Regions from separate parts of the Mus musculus genome. Here all the other regions are linked to region 3. A link is a loop called in an ENCODE intact Hi-C map of the cell type or tissue named here. Cell type or tissue: gastrocnemius. All regions are shown on one strand. Links, peaks and the distances in the headings refer to the core of each region. The heading gives the core; the rest is flanking DNA.

What was found. Peaks named below come from ENCODE experiments on the same cell type or tissue, not always from the same donor. Only the 100,000 strongest peaks of a DNase experiment are listed, where the experiment ranks them.
Region 1: it touches region 3 in a loop (2.2-fold over the local background); 4 of 42 quality-filtered maps call a loop at or near these places.
Region 2: it touches region 3 in a loop (4-fold over the local background); 11 of 42 quality-filtered maps call a loop at or near these places.

The regions. Positions count from the first base shown.
Region 1 is chr4:120,319,623-120,327,991 of GRCm38, forward strand. It overlaps Gm36574 (a long non-coding RNA gene), which reads right to left. Exons shown (of 9, transcript XR_868086.1): 7 at 3,032-6,930; 8 at 60-164. Among named protein-coding and RNA genes, the nearest start is that of Gm36499, 11 kb to the left of the region's middle. In gastrocnemius, for the core only: a CTCF peak has its summit at 3,809 (motif pointing left); a DNase peak (open chromatin) is centred at 3,785.
Region 2 is chr4:120,115,459-120,123,827 of GRCm38, forward strand. Hivep3 (human immunodeficiency virus type I enhancer binding protein 3) reads left to right here. Exons shown (of 9, transcript NM_010657.3): 6 at 7,414-7,589. Among named protein-coding and RNA genes, the nearest start is that of Edn2, 42 kb to the right of the region's middle. In gastrocnemius, for the core only: no CTCF peak of the experiment used is centred there; DNase peaks (open chromatin) are centred at 4,992 and 7,113.
Region 3 is chr4:120,377,636-120,386,004 of GRCm38, forward strand. The region is part of intron 3 of Gm36574 (a long non-coding RNA gene); the gene reads right to left. Among named protein-coding and RNA genes, the nearest start is that of Gm36574, 15 kb to the right of the region's middle. In gastrocnemius, for the core only: a CTCF peak has its summit at 3,574 (motif pointing left); a DNase peak (open chromatin) is centred at 3,598; H3K4me3 peaks cover 455 bases; H3K27ac peaks cover 746 bases.

The DNA.
Region 1 (8,369 bases), core at 318-8,317, 58 kb before region 3:
CAGGGGTGGGTGAGAGGGTCCAGGACAACAAGTTAATAACTTAGAGAATGTGTACTTACCACACATAGATTATGTGCCCTGAGATCCAGCCCAACAGCAGTGAGTAAGATCAATGAGGTCCCTGCTTACACAGACCTGAAGTGCTAGAGCTCTGTGGAGAACACCTAGAGATAAACACATTGACAAAAACAAAAACAAAAACAAAAACAAAACAAAACAAAACAAAACAAAACAAAAAAAAAACCAAAGATAATGTCAGAAAGTGATACATGATATAAAATTTTAAATGGATGATATGAAAGAGTGACAGACAAGAGAGCATTAATGTTGGTCAAGAAGACATTCCTAGGAGGGGCCAGATCTAGGAACTGAGATGTGAGTGACAGGAAGGAGGCAATCCAGCAAACACCGAGAACAAGGCATCAGTGAGACCAGAAAAGCCAGTGCCAGATTACAGTGAACTTTGTAGGCTGGAGAGGGACTTCCGTTTTATTCCCAGGTCATTGGGTTCTCAGAATGAAAATGAGATGATTTATTGGCATTTCAAAGAGCATGCTAAGGCTGAAGTAGGAGGGTCATGAGTTCTAGGCCAGCCTGGACTACAAAGTGAGATTCTGAAAAACAAACCAAAACTAAACCAATCCAAACAGATCACTCCATAAGGAAAAGCAAATACGAGTCTGCTGAAATGATTTAATGAGCAAAGGTGGTTTGTTTTGTTTTGTTTTTCCCCAGACCTGAGAACCAACGTTAGATCCCCAAGACCCATCTGATGGAAAGAAACTTATGGAAAGTGTCCTTTGGCTTCTTTTATAGCCATGGTATATGTGTGTACATGCACACACACACACATTCATACATACACATGCATGCACACACACGTACATACACATACATGTATACACACACGTATATATACACACATACATACCTACATGTAATAACTGCTTTTAAAAAGAACAACGTATTTATGTTTCTATATATATTTTAGAAATTATCCAGATATGGTGGTTCATGCCAGTAATGCCAACACTCTAGAGATGGAAGCTGGAGGATCAGGAGGAGTTCAAGGCCAGCCTCAGAGCTCAAGGCCAAGTTGAGATATATGTCTCAAAAACGTTCTCTACCCTTCAAAAATGGAAATTAAGTTTATAATGTGAAACCCACCACCTGGGTCCTTTCACTGCTAAATTGTATCAAATGCTTAAGGACCAAACAGTAGCCATCTTCTCCAAATGCAGGAACTACAGAGGAAGGACTCTCACCCACTCTGTTTCTGAGGCCGGCACAAACCTGCTGCTGCTCATATTTGCACAGTGAACTGTCCCTGAAGGTTGTGAGTTAAAGCAGACTTCTCTTCCTGTCTGTCACTAGGCTGGGGTCAGGGATTTGGACAGTGGAGAAGGCCCATCGGAGTTCTACAGCCTCAGCTGGTGTGCCTCAAATTGTGGGGTATGTGACAGTCAAAGGTTCTGACTCTGTATCCTCTCCCTTCTCCGTAGGCCTCCTCTGAGCACCATGGTGATCTCTGGGTAGTTAGATCTCCATCACAGTTGAGTCTAAATCCCTAGAGGCCTGGAAGAAGCTACAAAGTTTCTTGTAACTAGCTTTGCTTGCTGTTGGCCAAGCAAACCAGTAAGGGAAGACAATTAGCCACCACTTCTCAGCAGGAAAGTTGAGCATACTTCCCGTGAAAACGCTGATGACATCACTAAGAAAGAAGGCTACCAGTCAAAATCACTCATGAAAAAAAAAAGTGTGATGCTATTTAATAAAACAGTTATCAAATCAAGTCTCTACCGATTCATAAAAAGCTGATAGCACATTGTTACTGTGTCAGTCAGTTGTTCCTTATTGTGACAAAAACAAAAAAGGAAAACAAGAGGAGAGAGGCAGGTTTGGGCTTAGAGTTCCAGAGGGCTCCGATGGTCCACCAGTTGTAGGCTATGGGCCTTTGGTCAGGCAGTGTGTAGCAAAGAAGACTTCTTATCTAACAGCATCCAGCAAACAGAGCCAGAGAGGAAGAGACTGGGGGCAAACACAATCCCAAGGGTGTACCTTTGAAGAATCCAATCCCTTCAACTAAATCTCACTTCCTAAACATCTGTGGTGGTGAGTTTTACATCACCTTGACACAAACTGGAGTCATTTGGGAAGAGGGACCATCTACTGAGAAAATGCCACCACCAGATTGGCCTGTACTGGATTTTTTTGATGGATGATTGATGTGGGAGGACCCAGCTCTCCCTGGGCAGTGTCACCCCTGACCTGGTGGTCCTCTAAGAAAGCAGGCTGAGCAAACCACAGGGACCAAGCAGCACCACTCCATGGCCTCTGCATCACTTCTTGCCTCCAGGTTCCTGCCTTGAGCGCCCTACCTGACTTCTCTCAGCGATGCAGTATGACCTGAGAACTCTAATCTGAAATAAACCCTTTCCTCCCCAAGTTGCTTTTGGTCATGGTATTGTCATAGCTTCATCCCCACATTTCTAAGGATGCAACTTGCTCCAATACTGATAACCTTACCATAGATGAAGAAACTGAAGCTCAGAGAGACTCGGTAGCTTAGCCCCTGCTGCACAGCAAAGTAGCTGGAAGAGCTGGCGCTCAGATTTTCCCCTCAATTTATGATCCACCAACAAGGGCATCAATTTCAGAGATTAACAGCTGCAAATGATGGCATCAAACTGGCTGCCCCAGCAGCCCTCCGAAGTGCATCTCCAATTCAGGTTTATCTTCATTAAGCAAGTAATTCATTACGGGCGGTAAGCATTCACATCAGAGTGAGAATATTAAAAAAGTAATTATATTTTTCACAGTGCAGCTTTCTGGGTAAATTGTATGCAAATTGCTGTCTAAATCAGGCTGGCAGATCCCAAGCAAGTCTCTGTACTCTTTGGGGAGATACTCTGGAGGCTGGCCTAGTCACCCCCAGTTCACCGCTGTGAGTGTCCAGCCCAGTGCCTCTCACTCAGTCAGGGAAGGCTCAGAGCTGTTGTGTCACAACTCTAGCAAGCTACAGTTTTCTCACCTTGAAGTGGGCTCCTCCTTGGGATGGACAGTCTCTGGCATGAGGCCTGCCTCACGTGGGTATGGTAGACAGGTCACTTTGGAAAATGGAAAACCTGTCCAGGAAGAACTGCAAGATGTAACAGTAAAGTGTTGGCACCTACAGGCTGGGTGGGGGTGGGGCAGTGACCGGAGTGGAGCACACTCACCTTACCATTGACCTCAAGTTTACCACTTCTCCTCGATGGACTCTGCTTGATACCCAGCAGCACTAAGTCAGCTGTCGAGCACACACAGCCTCATGGGGGGAAAAAGCCCAGATGAGGATGGAAGCAACTCAGAATCACACATTGGATAAGGAGCCAGGACCCAAAACCCATGTGCTACTGATACCCATGGTCAAATGGGTGGCCCTTCAAGACCTGCGGGGTCTTGAACTTGAACTTGAACCTGAGAACTGCGTCTATCTGGAGCAATCTGCTTGATCCTGGGCTTGGATCTGCACAGGTTATTTTCCATCTGATCTTCATTTTCTCCATGTGTCAGAGGAGGCCACTTGACAGTTGAGTCTCTCTGGACCCCTTCTATGGGACTTTCTTACTAGGTAGGATGTCAACTTCATCATTTGTGTTCTTCCAGAAAAGGAAAAATCTGAAAAGAAACCTGGAACTTCTCAAGAACCTAGCAGTAGAAGCATCTGGGCCTGGACTAGGGGGTCTTGGTGCCAGATGGAAGCATACTTGGCCCACCCATGGGACACCAGCTGAAGGTAATGGTTTAGGAAGATGCACAGCGCCCCCTTGTGATAGGGGAACCTGTTACAGAGTCCCAGCGATCGATTTAAAAGGGACCACGCAATTCAACGCAAATGTACCACATTGGGACAAGGAGTTATGCTTAGGACCATGGCCATACCTGCCACGAAAGTCATTAACAACCTAACTCTAAAGCCCATGTCAGACCATCTATACCCATGGTCATACAAACTGAGCCAGGTTTGTCCAGACATGGTTACATTAGTTATAGTTAATCACAACAGAGCCCTGGGTGGTAACTGCCCAGAGGAGTACGCCACAGTCATATTTGTCCTTGGTTGCATCTAGACACGGACTCTGCTTGGGAAACAGATGCCTCTCTTTGTGCCAGCTCTTGTTATACATCCCTCAACTGTGCAGACTCTCATGTCCTCACTGTTGAGAGAACTGGAAGCCTGACCACCCCAACCAAGATAAGGGGTGCCCAGCCACTTACATTCGCACCAGCTTCTGTGTGTGGCCAGCTACTCATCACAGTTGCATCATACCCCTGAGATTTTTTCTAATTCTCCCATTTTGTTCTGGTTCCTTATTGGAACATACAACCTTTAGAGAAGCTCAGGCAGGCCTACCCTCACCTGCCTTGATACCACTGAGACATAGCCCAGGCCAAGAACTACTGCAAGTCTGGCCAATCTGCCTTCTGTATCCTTTGCTGAGGCTGGGGCTACAAGGGTTTAGGACTAAGAATATACTGTGGTGATTTCTTCAGGCTGTGAAAAATCCCCTCCAGGCTTTCAGAGCCTCTTCTGGCTGGCCCTCCCTTAACTCAGCTTTCAAGAGGAATCTCAAGGCTCCAGAAGCCTTTTATCACTGTAACTACCAGTGCCAGCCCCTGGGCACAGCCATAGCAGTGCCTTGATGCAGGAGTTCAGAGTCCAGAGATGTAATACTAACATGGACCCATCTATTCTCTGTGGACCGTGATTTCCCCTTCTATGCAGTGCGGTGAGTGGAGTGGAATAGGGATCACTTCGGATAGAGCTTCAGAGACTCTCCAGATACATATTTATTTATTTTTTTAAAAATGTGTATGTCTTTGTGCCTTTGTGAATTTATGTGCACCACCTACATGCAGGTGGCTGCAGAAACCAGAAAGCATTGGATCCTCTGGAACTGAAGCTATAGCTATAGGCAGTTGTGAACCACCTGACTTTGGGTGCTAGGAGCTGAACCCAGGTCCTGTAAAGAGTAGTAAGTGCTCTTAATACCTAAGCTTTCTCTCCATTCCCCGAGCCACTTATTTATTAGACCTAAACCCCATATAACTTTCATTAAGGATGGAGGCAGCAGGCCAGACCCCTCTCTCTGAATATCTTTTCTGGTACTCTTCCTCTACCAAGAGCTGCAGAGACAAGCCCCACTGGCAAAACGAGGGTGGACACAATCAGAGATGGCTCTGGGTACACGGTGTGTCTGGCATCCCTGTCTGGGTCTGGAGCTTCCGTCCGCACAAACCTTTGCTAAGTCAAATCTAATTCCCTCCTTTCCTGACATGTAGCCTTGGGCTTGAAGCTTTGCGTCACTGAGCCTCACTGTCTTCGGCTGCAAAATGGAGATAACAGCCTGGTTACAGGTGGTCATGGGGATACTTAAGATACAGTCTGAGAAAGGACTGACCCAGCTCCTGGCCTGAGGATGTGTGGGTGGGTGCCAACAGGTATCTCTGCTTCCTCCCCCATCAAGCCTGCAGTTACTCAGCTAGCCCAGGAGTCCTGCCCTCTATAGCCTACAGGCCTGCAAGGAAGAGCTTAATCTGAAAGGAAGAGGACAGAATGGGGAGAGCAAGGAGAGGAGGGGATGTGCGTGCAGAATCAAGGCGAAGAGCTTAGGCTAATGGAAGCAGATTTCTTCTCTTTCCTGCCACGTCCAGGGCACCCCAGGACTCTGAGCGGGCAACTATGTAGTGACGGAGAGAGAAGGGGAGAACAACCTACTCACCATGGATAGTTCGGGTCCTAGCTTCTGATATAACTGGTCAGGGAACCAGAAAGAAGAAAGTTCTCTACAGAAATGCCAGCATCCTCTCTTGGGACAGAATGCTTATGGCCTCTCAGAGTTCCTCATGCTTTGGCAGGGCACCCTTTGCTCTGCTAAGTAAAGCCTGCCTCCCTGGACATTCTGTGTTGGTTTCAGCTTTGTCCTCTAGACTGTGTGACTGCATCTGCTAGACAGCCCCAGGACATGCTGACCAGCTAGGTGCTCCGTCATACCCTTACCTACCTCCCTTTCCCTCCTTGAAGGCAGACAGCCATGCAGTTCTCGCTGTCATCTCTGGGTCTGAATCTTGTCACCTGCTTGGACACACTTCCATATATCCAGGTTCTTGTACACATTTGTGCACATATGCACAGTCATCGTGGAAGTGCACATTTACTTTCTGCCGTAGCAGCTGCCCCTCCTCTCCTGGACCCCTCTTCCATACTGCATGAACTTCCCTGGGAAGACAGAGAGCTGGAAAAGAAGGAGGGGTCCCTGGGAAGACCCATTTCCCTCCAAGAGCCCTTCTTCTCCCTCCTCCCTCTGCCTCCTGCCACTTTCCTATGTCAGGGCCATGCTGATGACACCAGAGAATCCATCAAATGCCACCCCCATGTCAGGTCATGTCACAACATAATTAAAGCATTAGATCTTCGTGATGAAGCCGTTGCCATCAATTCTGAGAGTGACTGATCCAATCTACAGAAAGAGGAAATTTCTCTCCGCCCGCCACAACCGCCACAGCTGCCTTCCCCTCCCCAGGAAGGGAGATGCTATTGCTTGCCATGTTGAGAGCTGCAGGTCTCAGCCTGGATTCCAGGACTTGAGCCATGTGATAAAAGGATCAGCTTCGAGGGGCTGTGCTCCTCCTGCCTCTGGGTCTACTGAGGGCCAGCCGAGCCTGAAGGCCTGGGAAATCTTTGGGTCATGCTGTGCGGCCTTGGAGAAGACACTTCTCACCTCGTTCTTGTAAGTGGATGGATGAGAAGGAAGGCGGTGATCTCCAAGGACCGATAATGTAGAAGATACAGGAGTGTGGGGCCAGATGGGACCTGCTGTGCATCTGGGATCACATGAATTCTCTTCCTCTCTCCTACAGGAAGGAGTAACTAACTATTCACAGCTCCTGTGAAAATTAAAGGGAATAGGAATGTAAGGACCTAACACAAAAGAAATGCCCCACCCCCTCAGCATCCTAGCCCTAGGCCTCTGGGCTTTAAGGAGGCCCTTGGGCCCAAAAGGTACTAGCCAAAGGCTGGGATTTAAACTTGGTTTTCTTTGCCCGCAACTTGCTAAGTATGGAAACAAAAATGTTAGGCCTACAGGGACAGAGAGCAGACAAAAGAGGTGGGACAAGCAGGGACAGAAGAGTTGCTGTGTCTCTTTTCAGATGATATCACCAGAAGGCTGGATACAGTGGGAACAGGAGCCAGGCTCATGGGAACAAGGAATCAGGGATGACCCACGATAGACAGAGGAACAAAGATGGGTCAAGGCCACCAGTCTACAGCTGATATGTCAGAAGAAGGTGGGTAAGAACTGGGAGGGCAGCCAGAGCCTACTACACTCTTCAGCTGGTGGGAAGTGGGGGCAGAAACAACCAGACTTGCTTGAGGCCACTTCAGTGACCCCAGCTTGGACTAAGTTTGAGGTGTTGAGAGACAAGGACAAGCCTTTGGACTGAGCAATTGGAAAATGTGGACTCAGCTTTGGCCAATGGCTACGCTGAGATATATGACCTTAGAGTAAGGTCATTATTACCTCTGGACAAGACCACTACTGTACCAGAAAGCACTAACCACAAGATCCAGCTACCATTTGTACCATGACATTAAAACACCTATTAAGTCATTTTTGCCTCCAAGCCACCCACATAACAAACTCCCTATAAAAGCTGCCCCACAGGATGTCTTGGCACAGACAGTTCATCCTTACTCCTTAAACCATTGTGCTGTATTATAGTGAATAAACTGTTCCACGACTTGTCTCCAACAGAAGGCTCGCTGTTTATGGAGCCGCCCCCACAGATCAGGTTTGGGTAGACTGGGTTTGGCTGGATAACCAAGAGTTAACATTGAAAACGTTGAGGAAGCACAAAATCTACCAGTGTGGAGTTCAGGGCAAGGTCTGTGCTGAAAAAGTCCACTTGAGACTTAAAAGTCATCAGCAAACAGATAATCCTAAAGCCAAGAGATTGGCACTGATCTCTGGGGAAGTAGGCTAGGCAGAGAGAGATGGACTGAGCCCTAAGCACTGATTACGGCATTCGTAAGACAAGGCTGGGAAGGGGAGGTCAGAAGGGAAGAGCCAAGCCATGTGCTGCATGTGTGGGAAAGAAGAGGCATTTATCTGTGTAAGGGAATGACAGCTCAAGCAAGAGGAAGATTGAGAACTGGTTGATGACAATGTGGAATAAATATTTGCTGAATGAATAAACGGGGAGTGCATTGAAATATGGTGTCAGATAGGATCTAGGGTGAGGCCTGACCTGGTGAGGACAAGGTAATCCTAGCATAGAGAGCTACAGCCCTGGAGCCAAGCACCTAAGGGGCAGGATTGAGTTCT
Region 2 (8,369 bases), core at 298-8,297, 260 kb before region 3:
ACCGAAAGCTAATGTAGGCGTAGAGAGTAGAATCCTCTGCTGACCGGTAGGCTCTGTACCTGTGTAGAAGTCCCAGCCCAGCAGGTGTGGGACTGGATGGCACATTAAACACCCCCCACCTGGCAAAGCATCAATACCTGTTGTCATTCTTCAGGATCCTGATCAGAGAGGAACCTGAGGTGTATCCAGAGCTGAGGCAAACACCCTGCTGGCCTCACAGCTCAGCCGCCCCCTCCCCAAGGCCCATCATTTAAAGCTTCATCAAGGTCTGTGTTGGCAACTGAGTATTTCTAACAGACACACAGCCCAGCAGGCAGTGCCACCTGGCACCTGCTCCTCCCCGACAGACATCATTCCTTTTTTTTTTGAGCTTCCCTGGGGTTAACCAGTTCACTGTGGCTGCATCTCCCCAAGCATGCTGACCGCTGAGCACTGGCCCTGAACTTCACAGGCAAAGGCTTCTCTCAGTTCCCGAGATACCCAGTGTGAACATTCCCGGTCATATCTTCTCGCTCGGCGTGATTGTACCCACGTTGTTACCAGAGTTGTCAAAAGATCATAATACAGTCAGGAAGTTGAAAAGCCTTTCTACATCCAAAGTTGGAGGAGAAGCAAGAGTTTTACAGTTAAACCTGAACGGTGTGTGGAGCCATCAACAGGACAAGTACAAAGTAGGCTTTGTAGCATCTCTGCCTCAGAGGGTAACCTAGAGGTCACGGCATCCATCCCCTTATTCAAGATAATGGCATAGCTCAGTATCGAGAAAAGTCATGAACTTGAAAGGTTAGATGTGCCTACAAGTACTTAACCACTCTAGGTTGGGTCTCTGTCTCCTTGAGTTATTTGACTTATACAGTTTCATTTTGTTTGTTTTTAGGGCATAATAACACAGGCTTTAAGATCCTGACTGTGTAGGCAAGTGACCTGGGTTCAAGTTCTGAATCCATTAACTGACAGTGTGAACTTGGGCAGGTACTCGGTGCTCTATAACTGTACCCTCAGTGAGAGCAGGATGGGTGGGGCCCATAGCTCATCCACTGTCATGTGATCTGAATGAGGTAACATGTGAGCTTTTCAAAATAGCAGTTGGCACCCAGTAAAAGCTATATGAGTTCACTGATATTTTTAGTTGTTGTTTTTCCCCCTTCTGGATTTGTGGTTTTTCTCAGGAAACCTGCAAAATACAGCAATTTCATGCCACCTTTAGCTGGATGGCAGCATTCTCTGACCCTTCAGAGAGGCTGTGTGCCCTGCCTTCCATTTCTTATAGTCCTCCATACACACATCCCCCATAGGTACCCCCTCTACCTCTTCAGCATTTGAGCACAGCCCACCCTCCATTTGGTCTTAGGAACAAATGTAGGCTATGTAAGAAAATGCACATCCACTTGACAATGCTTTGATGGTCTGGACAAGCTTATCTGCCTGCAGCCGTTAGGCTCATAGTCACAATTCCTCCCTACAGGGCTACCTGGCTTGTGCAATGCGGAGCATGGGTTTGTGGTAGGAAGCTCAATGCCTTACAGTGGCTTATGATACCTGCATCTTTCTCATATGCAGAGCCTAAGGTCACCTCATCCTCTCAGTCATCTCACCCCCACTGTACCCCTCTTCTGGAACCTGCAGAAGGATAGTCACCTCCTCTGGTGTAATCTGTGCCAAACACCTGTCAACTTAGCAAAAGTTTCAGGTCTTATTAACAATTCCAGAGAGTCTAGAGCTACAAACCAAGGGGTCAAACGCACTGACTGTCCAGACAAGAAGTTCAGTGTCATCAGCCGAATGCAGGATGGGAACTCAAATCAGTCTAAGATTCAGTGTGTCATATGCCATAGCACCAAAGTCAGAGCTGGCTCCCTGTCAGACATCTCCATTCACAGCTGCCTAGGAGCTCTGAGCATGATGCTAGCCTCATTGCCACTTTGACTAGAGGACTGAAGTCCTGACTAGGGCTGGCCTGCCTGAGAGGCTTTCTTTGCTTTGGAGTCTCCAGGCTCAGAGCTACAGTGGAATTCAAAAATAGTTGCCCAAGGCATGCTTGGCAGCTGTGTGTATAAACACATGCAAGCGCGCTCGGGCACACACACACACACACACACACACACACACACACCACCCAAACCCAGACCAAAAGACAAAGAGCTACTTCCTATCCCCACAGGACGTGGGAGCTCCAGAACTGGGGCTGCTGGGGCTGCTGGGGCTGCTGGGGCTGCTGGGGCTGCTGGGGCTGCTGGGGCTGCTCTGCTGAACCCCTACTGCCTGGCTCTAAATCTCAGTCAGGGTACCTGGTCTTAAGATTCCCTGCAGCTAATACATTCCAAATTCCTAGAGTTGTCTTTTTCTTTAATGGAAACACCAGACTAGCTGACACTCTGGCTAGTAGGGACTGCAGGGGACAGGTGGACAGCAGGGTTTTGAGAAGATACATGGGTCCCCGGAGTCATGGGTCATCTACACCAAGCCTGACAACACAGGGAAGCCTGTGTGTCAGGCCTGTGAGAGAAAGCATCCAGCAGTGAAGAGGTGGCCAGCTCCAAGCAAGGCTACCCTTGCATCTCTGCTTTCCGGCCCTGACTCTCTGCAGCTGCCAACACCTGGATGTCTCATTTCAGGCTACAGTTTCAGGGAAGGCTGAGTGGACAACAATTCTGTTCTTCCCTGTCTGCAGCACAGTAGATCCCAGGTTTGGGTTTTACTGCTGTGGACAGACACCATGACCAAAGCAACTCTTATAAAGGACAACATTTAATTGGGGCTGACTTACAGATTTAGAGGTTCAGTCCATTATCATCAAGGTCAGAACATGGCAGCCCTCAGGCAGGCATGGTGTAGGAAGAGCTGAAAGTTCAATATCTTGTTCTGAAGGCAAACAGGAGAAGACTGGCTTCCAGGCAGCTAGAATGAGGGTCTTAAAGTCCACACTCACTGTGACACACTTCCTCCAACAAAGCCATACTTCCTGATAGTGCCACTCCCTGGGTCAAGCATATTCAAACCACCACACGAGGTCACTGGGAAACTACATTGAGCACCAAGAGTGGGCAGCAGTCTGCACGGCAGCCAGGTGCTCAGAAGATCAGCACTGGGCTGTCTTGACATGTCAGTTAAGCTCTTTGGGCCTTGGCTTCCCTTTCTGTACAGAGGCAAAAAGGACTGGGGGTTGGACAGAAAGGTGGATAATGTTTAGTCTATAAAGTGCTTTGCATCCCCAAAGATTGAAGATGGACTGGTCCTATGGAGGGGCGACGGTAGCAAGTTCTAGTAAAATCCAGAGATGAGACTCAAGACCTTCTGGCCGCCACTCTGTGCTTACATTCATTCTCATTAGAAAGTTATGTTACATGCCTATAACATAGTCAGTTAAGACTGGAAGTTTGAGGCTTGCTTGGGCTATATAGTAAGTCTACATAAGGCAGAAAACAGAAAGAGAAACTGTTTGTTGAGAAGCACCAGCCAGAGCAGGTACAGGGGGACAGGGTATCTGGGTTTAGAGAAACAAAATTGAATGAAACAAAAGTGTGTCGTGTTGAAGCTCATTACTTTGTATGCTAACTTAGAATTTAATTTTAAAAACTGGAAGGAGCTTCTCTTCTGGGCTGGAGAGATGGCTCAGAAGTTAAGAGCACTGTCTGCTCTTTCAGAGGTCCTGAGTTCAATTCCCAGCAACTACATGCTGGCTCACAACCATCTGTAATGAGATCTGGTGCCCTCTTCTGGCCTGCAGGCATACATGCAGGTAGAATGCTGTATACATAATAAATAAATAAATAAATAAATAAATAAATCTTTTTTAAAATCTGGAAGGAAAGAAGGAAGGAGGAAGGAAGGGAGGAAGGGCATGTTCATTCATGCTGTGCATATTGGAGGCACCCTCAGCATTAGGTGAAACTTGTGTGTAAGGGCACATGGGGTGGGCAAATCAGTGCAGAGCCTGATGCCAGCGTACTTGAATAAAAGCCCTGGCTACTGTTCTGACCTGTGAGCATTTAGTGAGCTCTTGATGGGCACCAGGTACAATGCTAGACTCTGGGGAGGCTCCAGTGAGCATGGTTGACTGGTAGGAGGGGCCTGATTTAAACAAGGTGGGTGCTGGCCTCAGGCAGAGGAAGGACTAGCCCTCACTGACAGAAAGGTGTTCCATAAAGTTACGGTCTCAGCCTTCAAAGAGTTGAAGCAAGTCATAGGGTTGAGCCCTGTGTTCAACTGGAGCTGTCTCTTCAAAATCCCTGAGCCTTCAGTGGCCATCTTCCGGCCCTCCATGACCTGTGACTCTGCTGCCCTGCCCCTTTCTAAGCCATCTCTGCTGGGCTTTCAAAGCTCAGCCCTGTCTTTGGTCCTTGATGCTCTGCCCTTGCTGTGTGTGGCAGGTCAAACGGGCATTTTTTTTCCTTCACACCTCTCCCCTGGATCTGCCACAGCATCCCTGAGCAGCCTTCCATTCTCTTGCCCAGCCACCCTACTCTTCACAAACCTATAAAATTCTGCATCCATAGGTCCCCGCTGTGTGCTAGATGTTTCTGCGTATCTTTCTTATCTATGTCTTACACACAGTTGTTAAAATGAGTGCCCTCATTGCCTCATTCCCAGCCTGTGAATGGTCTCGAGAACAAGGCCAGTGGAAACTTAAGATGTCTGTTTCTCCCTCATCCTGACCCCTCCTCTATACAGACAGCTGCCGAGGATGTAGAGTTACTCTCAGAATACTTCGTGTTTCCTGCCCTAGTCTTCCCCAATCTAAACCGTTCCCAAGAGGCAAGTGGATAGTTGCCTCTTGTTGAGATTTTGTTTATCTGCAATGCAATCTTCCATCAGGTCTGGAGTCTTTAAACTGCCCAATGACCGATCGTATGGTCCACATGACCTGTGTGGTCTCCTTTCTTCTCCTTGCCAACTTCCCATACCTTTTAGCACACCTCTTCCTTTGTCCTTGCTGAAAATCCTCCTCCTGCTGGCCACCCTCCCGACCCTGCCTAGCCACGTGCTGGCCAGTAGATGGCGCCCAGCTTCTATAGTACATGACCAGGTGGCATAGGATGCCAACCTCTCTGCAAAAACCCTCTCTGTCCTTACTGTGATGTGGAGGAAGAAGTGAGGAGATCAGCGAGATGGACTGCCTTAGACCCACTTCCGGTTGCCATGATAAAGTCCATGTAGGTGGAGGCCAGAACAGCTGAGGGACTGTGTGAGGAGCAGCAGTGTAGCACGGAAGAGTGGTCAGGGAGTGAGTCTCATGGACCCATCAAACAGAACCTCCCGCAGCCAACTGGAGGTTAGTGGCAGGTGACAGAGAGCCTATAGCATAAACCAACCTTATTACTGAGAAAGAGTGCCGGCCTCAACTTGAAGACTGCACCCCAAGGGCACAAGGAAAACGTGAGGATGAAGGCAAACTTCTTCCTGTGTTTGTACATAGGGTATTCTGGGAGTGCACCCCCCATTGTGTGCAGGTCTTTCTTTTGAACACAAGATGTAGATTAGATAGATAGATAGATAGATAGATAGATAGATAGATAGATAGATAGATAGGCAGGCTTGGAGTGTAACTGTAGGGTGAGAGTGTGATAGTGGAGGTGTGTGCTTGAAGAATGTGTGATTGTAGGTATGAGAGTGTGAGGCTGACAGGGTGGGCAGTGTGTGACTGTTGGTGTGAGGGTGTGACTGAGAGCAAGCAGTTTGTGACTGTGTGTGAATGTGAGGGTGGCTATGGGTGTTTGGGGTGTATGGTTGTTGGTGTGAGGGTGTGAATTGTGATCTGTGGTAAGAGGTGTATGATGCTGACTGTAACGGCATGAAGGTGACTATGAATGTTTGGGGTGTAGGGTTGGCGGATGTTAGAGTGACTATGGATGTTTGGGGTGTAGGGTTGGCAGATGTTAGGGTGACTATGGGTGTTGGGGTGTGTACGACTGTGGGCACGAGGGGTGTATGATTGCTTGTGTGAGTTGTGAGTGTATAAGTCTGGGTTGTGAGGAGTGTGTACTTGTGGGTGTGTAGGCATGAGGCATGAGATAAACCCCCTACTGCGACCTGGAGCTCCTATCTGAGAGCCCCTCTTCGAGCCCATCCTGGTCACACCTCTCAGTCTGAGCAGACTCAGTGCTGTTGTCTCTCTGCCATCGACCCACCTGCCCCTCCAGTGAGCACAGACAACAAGCAGTCTTTGCTGAGGCAATGGGGAGACACATCCCCATCTGTCTTGTGGTGGTCCATGGCTTCTGAGGTAGACAGCTACCAGAACTGCTTCTCCTGCTGTTCTTAACGCCTCCAGTGTGGGATACCAAAGAGAGCTCAGTGCCCCTGGTGCGTTCTGAACCCAGGAAGGCAATGGTGGCCCCTGTTCCTCCCTCTTACACGTGTCCGGGTGGCTTCCTGGTCGGCCACCTTCTTTTGTTGACCCTTGGGGGAGATGACTACATCAAGACTTTGTGGACCCACCAGCCGTTAAATAATGACCCAGAGACTGATTTATTTGTATTATAGCTTAGGCCTTTAGCTTGGACTACCTCACAGCTAGTTCATCTAACTTAATCCTATAATCCTAGCCCACCCCACCCTAGTTCTTTGCCTCACCCTCAGTCCCGGTACACTACCGACCCCCTCCGTGCCCTGCTGTCAAATCCCCACTACTCATTTCATCTCCCAGACACCCTTTCTCGGTGTGAAAGTTCTGCCTAGCTATTGGCCACCTGATCTTTATTAAGCCAATCAACAGGTGAGGGAGGGAGAGTGTTTGCAGAATTCTGAGGCAGGTGGATGATCTGTAAGAATAACAGTACCCAAATCCATCCAGTACTCACCTCTGAGGGCACAGCAACCAACAACTGAATATACAGAGACATCCTTCACACAGTGCACCCCTACAGACAACATGGCGTGGGAAGGTGCGGGTTCTGGTCCAGCCCTTTCTGACTGGGTGCTCTTCGGTGAGTGTCTCACCCTCTCTGAACCTGTTTAGCTCTTCCTTGTGAGGCGATGGTGACTTACTTCAAGTGAAGGGCTTGATGAATGGCAGCAGCTATCACTTTGTAAGTTTTTCTCTCTCGGTGGCTCTGGTGGCCTCCAGTGGCTATTCTCTGTGGCAGAGCCATGGCAGCAGCTGGCTGTGGGAAGGCAGCCAGCAGCCAGCGGGGAATTTGCCACTTTCGTGTCTTCTCCTTTCCTGCCGTGAAAAATCATCTCCTGTGGCTCTGTGGAAAGGGAAGACGCCATCCCTCCTATCTGACACTGGGCTGCAGGAGTCTTTGGTGGCTCCTCAGGGCAACTGAGTCCCTTTCAGCTCTGTAGCTATAACACATCGCTTCCTCCAGTGTCCACACCTGGCTGGATGCAGCTAGTCTTCTGAGGTGGGACTCTGCCTACCTCCTCGCCTTTTTTTTTTTTTTTCCTTTACATGACACCTGTTGCTCACAGGTACAAATCAAACGAAGAGTATATATATGTGCGAGGCCGCGGCCGAGGGAGATATGTTTGTGAGGAATGTGGAATTCGCTGCAAGAAGCCCAGCATGCTGAAGAAACACATCCGCACCCACACTGACGTCCGGCCCTATGTGTGCAAGCACTGTCACTTTGCTTTTAAAACCAAAGGTAAGAGACAGTTAGCTGGGGCACCACCTGCCCATGGCAGGGATCCCCCCCTGGGGGAGCCCCAGCACAGAGCCCTCTGCCTAAGGACTGGAGTACCCCCACATCCTGAACCCCCACATCCTGAACTCCCACCCACTTGGTAGCCATGGCAGAGCAGTGTGGCTCCAGACTGATCCGTGATGCCCACAGCTGCCACAGTCACACAAACTCCTGCCCATATTCCGCAGCCTCTAAGTCCACACTTTGTGGTTCTCTGTAGACCTCATCACCCCTTCCTCTGCATGTCTTCATGGCTCTGATGACCTCTGGCATGCACACTTGTCACAGTCACTCTTGCACTAGGGGATCCATTCCACTTGGAGCCACATGACACACTTGCATGTTCACTTTTCCCTATTCCTCCTCACCACACCCAGAGTTCTCTGATCCACCCCTCTTCTCTGCAGCGTTCAGCATAGGGTCCGGCTTCAACCTACCTCCACCCCCATCCTGAGAGTCTATCACTTCAGCTTCCAGCCTTACCCCACATCCCACAGAGTTAGGACAGGGTCTGGCAGTCATTTGTGAGAGGAAGGACTGGCTGTTGAGAGCGTGCATCTCAGAGAGCAATGGCAGGAGATGGTGGCCTGGGCCTGCTATAGTCTTGAGGCCCTGGTGGGATGGACATGCAAGGTTCTTGAATGGGGCACTTCCCTTGTTGGGGGGTCCTATAGCTTGCTTGCAGAGAAAGATGGTGGACCTTGCAAGGAAGCTGGGGTGAGCACCCCAGTGGGTTTTGCC
Region 3 (8,369 bases), core at 43-8,042:
CGAGGGCAACCCTCTTATTCACAGATGAAAAGTCTCCCCAACGGGAAGTCTGTACCGGAGTTCTCAGGCCTTGCTTCTGGAAATCCATCAGCATGGGGAACACGGCCAGCCCTGGGGCTGCATGGCTTCTGGGAACATCAGTGGCATCCATGATGGCCTGTCCCGCTGCACCACATGCCTCCATAGAGCTGTTTCCTTTGCTCCTCACTCTTGCTTCAAGCCTCCCTCTCCCAGCCCCAGGCTCCGAGGAAGGTCAGCTGTCCACCGCTTGAGTTCCCCTGGTGACAGCAGCCCACCCCATGTTGGACAGCTCCTGTTGTCAGGAGGCTCTCCCAGTCAGCCAGGTGTGATGGCTTTGACCCAGCCAACCAACCCAGCCAACCAACCCCACACACATTCTGTCAGCCTGCCGCTTACATTTCATTCCTGCACATTTGAAAGATGGAAACCTACTCTAGAGTCCCTTCTTAAAATGCAACTGGCCACCTAAAGCTCCAGCGAGGGGAGACCTTGAGGTGAAGTGCAAGTAAGGACCCTAGGTAGGAGCATGGTGAAGAGCGGGGATACATTGAAAAGCAAGCCTGGGAGTCTGGAGGCTCAAATGCATTGCAGACCTGTCTTCTCAGGTACTAGAACAGAGATTTATAGGGAGAGGAGAAGGACCCTTTGTTCCCTGAATCTGCATGTCAGTTCCTGGGACAATCCTGCCCTTGGCCACAGGCATCTTCCCTCTACAGATTAAGGGGTCCATAAACTTCTGGTCAAGATGGGATTGCAAATTCATGTTTGCAATCTCTGCTCCCAGAACCAAACTTAGAGCAGCAGTGTGAAAGACAGACTGAGAGAAGGAAGCACCCTGCTCAGAGACAGGACAAACGTCTCTGTGGACCAGAAAGACAGGGAGTGAACACAGCCAGGGTACAATCCTAGTAGCAGGGGACCCTCTGGCCTCTGCTCCCTTAGGGCCAGTGAGGCTACATCAGCCACACATAAAGCTGTGCAAAGCTCACCCCTGTTCAGGAGCTGGTGTGTAAAGTCCTCACTCTCTGCCCAAAAGTTGTCTGGTTAAAACCTGATTCTGGAAGAGACTGGAATAGACACAAAATAGTGTAAAAGGACCCGAAGTCCACAAGACATTAATCCCACCTCAGAAAAGCTGCAAAAGAAAGTTCCAGAACAAAGGGGGAAATAAAACACTGTCTTAGGAATGACTCCATTGCCGACAAAAAGCAAGTCATGGGGTTATATGAAAACAACTTCAAAATAAAGCCAAGAATAGGGATTGTGAGATGGCTCGGTGGCAGTGTGTTGGGGGCTCGCTGCCAAGCCTGATGACCTGACTTCGATCCCCAAGCTCACATAGTGGAAGGAGAGAATCAATTCCTACAAACTATTCTCTAACCTCCACAAGTACAATGTAGCACACACATACACACACGCACGCACTAAATCTAAAAAGTCAGTAATAGCAGTCATTCATAGCAATAATATTAGATTATAAATTAAAGATGTGTAAACAGCAAGCATAAACCATTAGAAAACACTGACAGTGATAAATAGGACATATATGTATACCACTTAGATAACCTCGGGAGACAGAATAAATCCAATTGAATATGGTAAACGGCAGAATTAAGTATTTGGAGGCAAGAATTGAAGATTTCACTTAGGATGCAAGAGTCAAATTATAGGACACAGGAAATAAATAATGTTCTGGGGAAAGTTGGTTTGTACATAGTGTCAGTGAACAGCCTACATTCCCCTGAGTGACCTAAGCAGTCATTTAGGACAGCATCTCTGACCACAAAGCCGTGCTCAGTTTATAAAGGGGAAAGCAGGTAGCCCCAGAAAAGCTGCTGGAACAGCAGAAGGCATCAGCTCTTGGCTAAATGCTTTGGTTTCCTTTGAACTGGTGGGATAGTTAGGTTCCATCTGGCACTGGGTCCTTTTAATGGTTTGAATGAAAATGGCCCCCAAAGGCTCATAGGGATTGACATTATTTGAAAGGATTAGGAGATGTGGCATTGTTGGAGTGGGTGTGGCATTGTCAGAGAGTGTCACTGAGGGTGGGCTTTCAGGTTTCAAGTGCTCAAGCCAGGCCCAGTGGTCACGCTGTCCACCTGCTGGCTGCTGATCCAACTATAGAACTCTCAGCTACTTTTCCAGCACCATGAATGCCTGCACGTTGCCATGTTTCCTGCCATGATGATAATGGACTATATCTCTGAACCTGTAAGCCAGCCCCAGTTAAATGTTTTCCTCTATAAGAGTTGCTGTGGTCATGGTGTCTAGTCACAGCTCCATAAAAACCTTAAGACAGTTCATAGCCTTGTCTTGTCAGGATAAGAGTCAGTTGTATCCAGCAATAACTTGCTCATGGCCTAATCTTTTGTTAGTCTTTCCTTCCTGTCTCATGGGACTTTTTAGCTGTGTTTCTTGGGTCCATCCCTTCAGTAAACTGCTTGCATGCAAATCCTTGTTTCAGAGTTTGCTTTTGGAAACTGGAATGGAGATAAATAGAAAAGAACCATAGCTTAACCAAGATGCAACTTCCTTCCAGAGTGGTCCAGCCTTATGTAGTGTAGGACTAAGACAACTGCATAAAGTCTTCCAGTGCTGCCCCTACTCCAGCCAACTCACACATCTTTCAAATAGAAAGAAACAGGCCAAGGGCCAACACACTCATTTGCATTAAAGATGTTTCTCCAAGGCTCCTGGTTGCATTCAGTCTAGAACTACTGAGAGTGTGGCTTTATTCTAAGAGGCCATGCACCTAATTAAAGGATAGATTTTATTTGCTAAGGAAAGTGAGGTTAGGTACTGGGAAGCAAGTAGCATTGTATGGCCCTAGCAGCTCAGGGATGCAGGTTGGAAAGTGCTATAGAGGGGTTCCGGAACGGAGGGATTGCCAGAGAAGCAAAATTAAAGCGGCAAAGACTAAGACTTTTGCAGGATTAAAGGGGGATTTGAAATGCATACTCAAGGATGAATGAGAAAAAGAAAAGTAAGTCTACACTTTGCCTGGTGAAGCCGTTCAAGGCCACACTTCCTCATTCTTCATGTGGATGCCCTGTGCTGAGCCACTCAGACTCTTGAGCAGTGACCGCTGACTTCTCAACTCTGAGCTCCATGATGTCCTACGAAAGCTTGAAATCAGCCACCACGGAGAGAGACTGCACATTATCCTCAAACACTACAGAGCTCCCCACTGCTGAGAGCACGAGGCTGTGTTGCAAGAGTGAGTCACTGGCTGGAAGGCATGAACTCTCTGGGATGAGTGTGGGATTTGGAAGCAGTGGCCTTGGTTGGAGCCAACTCTCAACTATATCCCGTTGGGAAATGATTTAACTTCTTCCACTCAGTGTGATACAAAGCTAGGTCTGAGAGGGTGGCTGTGAATACTTCGTCTGCCAAAAGTGTGCCTCCCCCTTCCCAGAAGCAGAATGGCCTGACTCACGGTCCCCAGAGACCCTCCCTTCTTAGAAGCAAAAGAGTGAAACCTCTGGCTACAGATTTCGCCAGGTTCCTGGTCTCTCCTCTTCCTGAAAGGTCTCTACCGCCACCTATTGTTCATCATTTGTTTCTGCAGGCCAGCCTTTCTGGGGAGAATTGCTTGCTCCTGAAATGGCCTTAAGAAGAGCACTCAGCTAGATGGAGCCAAAGACACATTAGCTGTCCTAACAGTCACTGTCTGGCCTGTCAACAAAGCCTGCTCCCTGTTGCCCTCCAGCTCCCGCTGTGTGCCAGCCTTGCTGTGCATCCTGAGAGCAGAGGGCAGAAGGCAGGGACCCGTGTCTTCAGCATTCATGCCCCTTCTGGTGCAACCATTCTAATTCAGTCCTTAAGATGCAATGTGCCCTTATTCCTTATCTGGAAAATGGAAGCTGAAACCAGGAAGTAACATTCATTTAAGGTTACTAAAGCTACTAGGTGAGCAATTGAAGTAAGATTTGGTTTTAGAACCTCTTTCTACAAGTCCAAGTATCTAAAAAAATTATTATTATCATTATTATTATTATTATTGTGTCTGTGGCATGTGTGTGCACATGTGCTTATGTACAGCACACAATATGGAGGCCAAAGGACAACTTGCAGATATCAGTTCTCCGCTATCTTGTGGGCTCTGGGAATTGAACTCGGATTGCCAGGCTCATTGGTAAGTGCCTTTACCCTTTTACCCCGTGAGCCATCTCTCTGGCCCAAGTCCAAGACTGCTCTTTTCCCCACAATTGCATCTATCACAAACTAGGCATTGAGATGCGCAGTGGGTCTATGTATTAGGCTCTTTTAAAATAAGGAAGCAAAGAGGTCACTAAGCAGGGTCAGGAGACCCACACCCAGGGTCACATTGTCTCATTAGAACTGGCGAGTAATCTTAGTGACCCTCAGTGGTATTCAACGTCACCAGGAAAAAAGGACCGGGTCAGATGGTCTCAAAGGTTACCATAAACATGTGGTTGTGACCTCCAAAGATACTGGCAGGATAAACCAGTCTTTGTTATTTCATAGATGTGCCACCATGGGCAAGTTATTCATCTTGGCATACATTTTCCTCTCTTCAAAAATAAGAACGTGAAAGTCTTCATCTGAAAGAACCTCTGCAAACTGTTTAGTTCCTAATAGATGGTAATTTGTGTTCATTTAAAAAAAATACATTGGGCCTGCATGCTACTTAATTCCTTTTGTTAAGCCACCGAGACTGACCACGTGAAAGCCTGGCTCACTACAGGCAGGGCTGTGTTAATTCCTGCAAGGTAAATCTGCACCACTATTGCACACAGAGCTGCAGACAAAGCAGCTGTTGAAGTCATCTGTTTGACATGCACATTCCTCATAAGATCACCAGGATTTACAATGTCAATAAAATTTGACATTCTTAAGACAAAGCGATCCCCAAAGAGCATTGTTCTACCCTAAGTTTCATCGTTTATGATACCTTTGCTATGTGGAAACTTAAATCCTAAACTGGGCTATTACTGTGAGGTCCAGTTTGTGAAGCTGGGACTACACTAGCCAGTACTCACAAAGACCCTTATTGTGTGCCAGGTCCTAAGTAGGTTTCCATATAACTAAGTTAACAAATGCAGTGTGAATTAGCAAAGGGACAAGATACTGGCTCCTCCTGGATCACAAATGACAGGTATCAGGCTAGGGAGATAATTTAATAGACAAAGTACCTATCTTGAAACCATAATGACCTAAGCTCTATCCCCAGAACCAAGATAAACAAGAGCCCGTGTGATGGCATGTGTTTGTAATACCCGATCTAGGGAGCTGGAGATAGGTGGATGGAGCTCTGGAGCTGCCACCAGCTAGCCTAGCCCACTTGGCAAGCTCAGGCCACTGGGAGTCCCTGTCTCAAAGCACTACGACCACAGATAATACAAGATGAAAAATGAAAAACAACAGCCGTGAGTCCATCTTCATGACTGCCCAACATTGCCTTTACATACTTGGAGATTTGGGCTCTACTCTAAAATTTTCTTTGCTTGGTAGGTGACATGATGATAGTGTTCTTCTGACCCATACCTCCATGGTCATGACATCTGAGATTGCATGGTGAACTCATACTTCAGACATCTTGACACTCCCCACCCCATTCCTTAGCAGGTCCTTTCTCCCAGACCATCTTCTGGCAGTGTTTTGTCTACTTTGCTAGGTTTACTTAGATACAAATGTGATGTCATTAGTATCTGCTTTTCACCTCTACTTGATAACTGTCCTCTAAACACAGACAGGGCTTTCTTCTTCTTGTTGCCTCCAAAACAAAGCACAAAAACCTGCTCAATAAATGTGTACAGAATTAACCCATCAAATGTACCAGAAATCACAGGCTTTACACAAATCTAGGCTTGCCAGATGAGGGAAGAAGAGCTAGCCACTAGGAGACCTTGTTGCTGCTTGTGTCTCAGGTTAAGCTGCTGTGTAACTGTAGAGAAATTGTATCCCCTCTCTGGGCCTGAGACAGTTGAGCCATATCATTTCTTATATTTTGGTTGTGAGTCTAGCCTTTAATGGCTGAACTCTCTCTCCAGCCTGGACCAGATCATTTCTAAGGTGTGCCTCAAGCTCCTCTCGAGGCATGGTCTTGAGGGACCCCTGCCTCAGGCACTTGGGCAGGCAGAGATGGAGCCACTGGAGGAAGCAGCTGGGAGCAGTGGCTGAAACTGGCCATCACCCAAGGGCAGAATGGCAAGATATAAGGCTGAGATGATGGGACTCCACTACTGGGAAGTGTAGTATGTCAGCTACTGCTACTGCTGGGCAACCAGGCCAGGAGACCTCCGGGTACCCAGAACCCTAGTGGGGGAAAAGCTGGGAAAACAGAAAAGGCAGCACAGTCCCGAGACAGCCATTTCCACCTACCAGACAGCCATTCGTCCACACACCACACTTCCTCATCCACCCAAGTACTTCTTCTCAGGTGTCCCGAGTGAGGAGCTCTGAGGGCATTAGAAGAAGAAACTGAGGGGTTGGGGGCATAGCTCCAAGGTGTAGCATTTTCCCAGCAAGTCGGAGACTCGAAATTCCATCCTGTACTGGGGGCAGGGCTGGGGAGAAACAGAAGAGGAAAGAAAAGAAGGGAGGGGAAGGATGGAAGGCAAGAAACGGAGGTGTAAGGGAAGAGAGCCACCTGTTCTCAGGCACACTGGGGAGTCACTAGAAAGCCTGCAGCTCAAGACCATCACCCTCTCAAACTCCACAGAACTGTGCTGATGAACATGGCTGCGAGTCAGAGCCTGGACAGGGTGTGCCAGACCAGTCAACAGCAACAGCACTTCCGGACCAAGAAGGAAGACTTAGGGTGTTCCTGGACTTTCTATTGACATGTCCCCTGACACTGGTTTGTTTGTTTGTTTGTTTGTTTGTTTGTTTGTTTTTAGACAGGGTTTTACTATGTAACTGGCCTGGCCTTAGACTCAACAGAGATCCACCTGCCTCTGGAGAGCTAGGACTAAACGTGTGCACCACCACGGACCTGGCCAGACTCTGTCATTTGTGCAACAGCATGAATTGGAAAAGCCACTCCTCCATAAAACAGAGACAAAGGTCTTCCCAGAGTCACCATGGGGCTGAGATGTGGTGAAGTGTGCGATTGTGCCTAAGACCTCAGCTGATGCCGTGGGAATATGGAGGAAAAGGTGGCCATGCCAAGGGTTTGCTGGCCCAGCACTCATGGCCAGGCTGCGGGATCCTCCTAGGGAATATTCAGGAGTTCACAGAACACCAAGACAGATAAAATTGTTATTATTACAATACATAGAGACAAACGATATCATCTTGTAACTGCCTGAGCACTGACAGGGACCAGAACACTGGTCAAGATTATTAAAACGATCAAACATCTCCTCCCCTGAGCAAAAGGGGTGTCTCCAGGGCTCTACCAATTACAGCTTCAGCCCTGCTCCAGTCTTCCCTCTCTTAGATAAAAATTAAAAAGACCACTAACTATAGAGTTACCTCCACCCTCTGCCAGCACACGCTCCCATGGTGTGCCCTGGCCTTTGTACAGTGTGGGATCACGCAGCTTTGACTACAGGATGTGTTTCTGGGAAGCCTTGGTGTGAAATGTTAGAAAAGATTTAAATGGTAGATGCTCATCCCTGTGCCATATAATAATGGAGGAACAGATAGAAACTTGCACATATACACTTTTTTTTGGTCACAAGATCTTTTCTTTAGATTATACAGAGTGGGTAAATTACTAACCTGGGGATTAGAGACATGGAGCCCCTGGTCTAACCAGTCTCTAGCAAAATCTGGGCAATCACTTCCATGGGCAGGAAAAGAAAGCAGGACAAGGAGAGGTGAATATTTGTAGGAACCTATCTGCCTGCCAGTCTGTATCATTGATTCCTCCGTGACTACCCTGGAGGTAGAGTACTATATCTGTCTCCCAGCTAGGAGACAAGGAAGTAAGTCCACAGAGTTAAGTGTGGAGGACATGCCAAGCAGGACTGTGCCCTCATTCCCTGCCTGCTCTATCCAGGCTGTGAGCACCTCCACACCCAGAAAGAAGGGATGAGAGAGCTGGCCCACCCTTTCCAGGCAACCCAACTGCCTCAATGCAGCCTCCCCCGGCCCTATACATAACCCACAGGCTAACAGGTAACACTGTTCTGAGGACAGCACCCTTGTCCTTCATGAATTCTCACTCTGTAAAGAAACTGGGTCCAGAGGAAGTGAGGCCCTGCTTCTGTCTGGGTTTCCACCAATGGGAGGGGAGCCAGTTGCTTCTACTTTGTCCAGTGTTAAGGGAAGGCCTAGCGATAGCTACATCAGCCTTGGTGTATGACTCTCCACTGTAGATGTCAGCAAATGCTACAGACAGGATTCCTTTGTCCTTTTTTACTTTGGGTTGTTAAAAA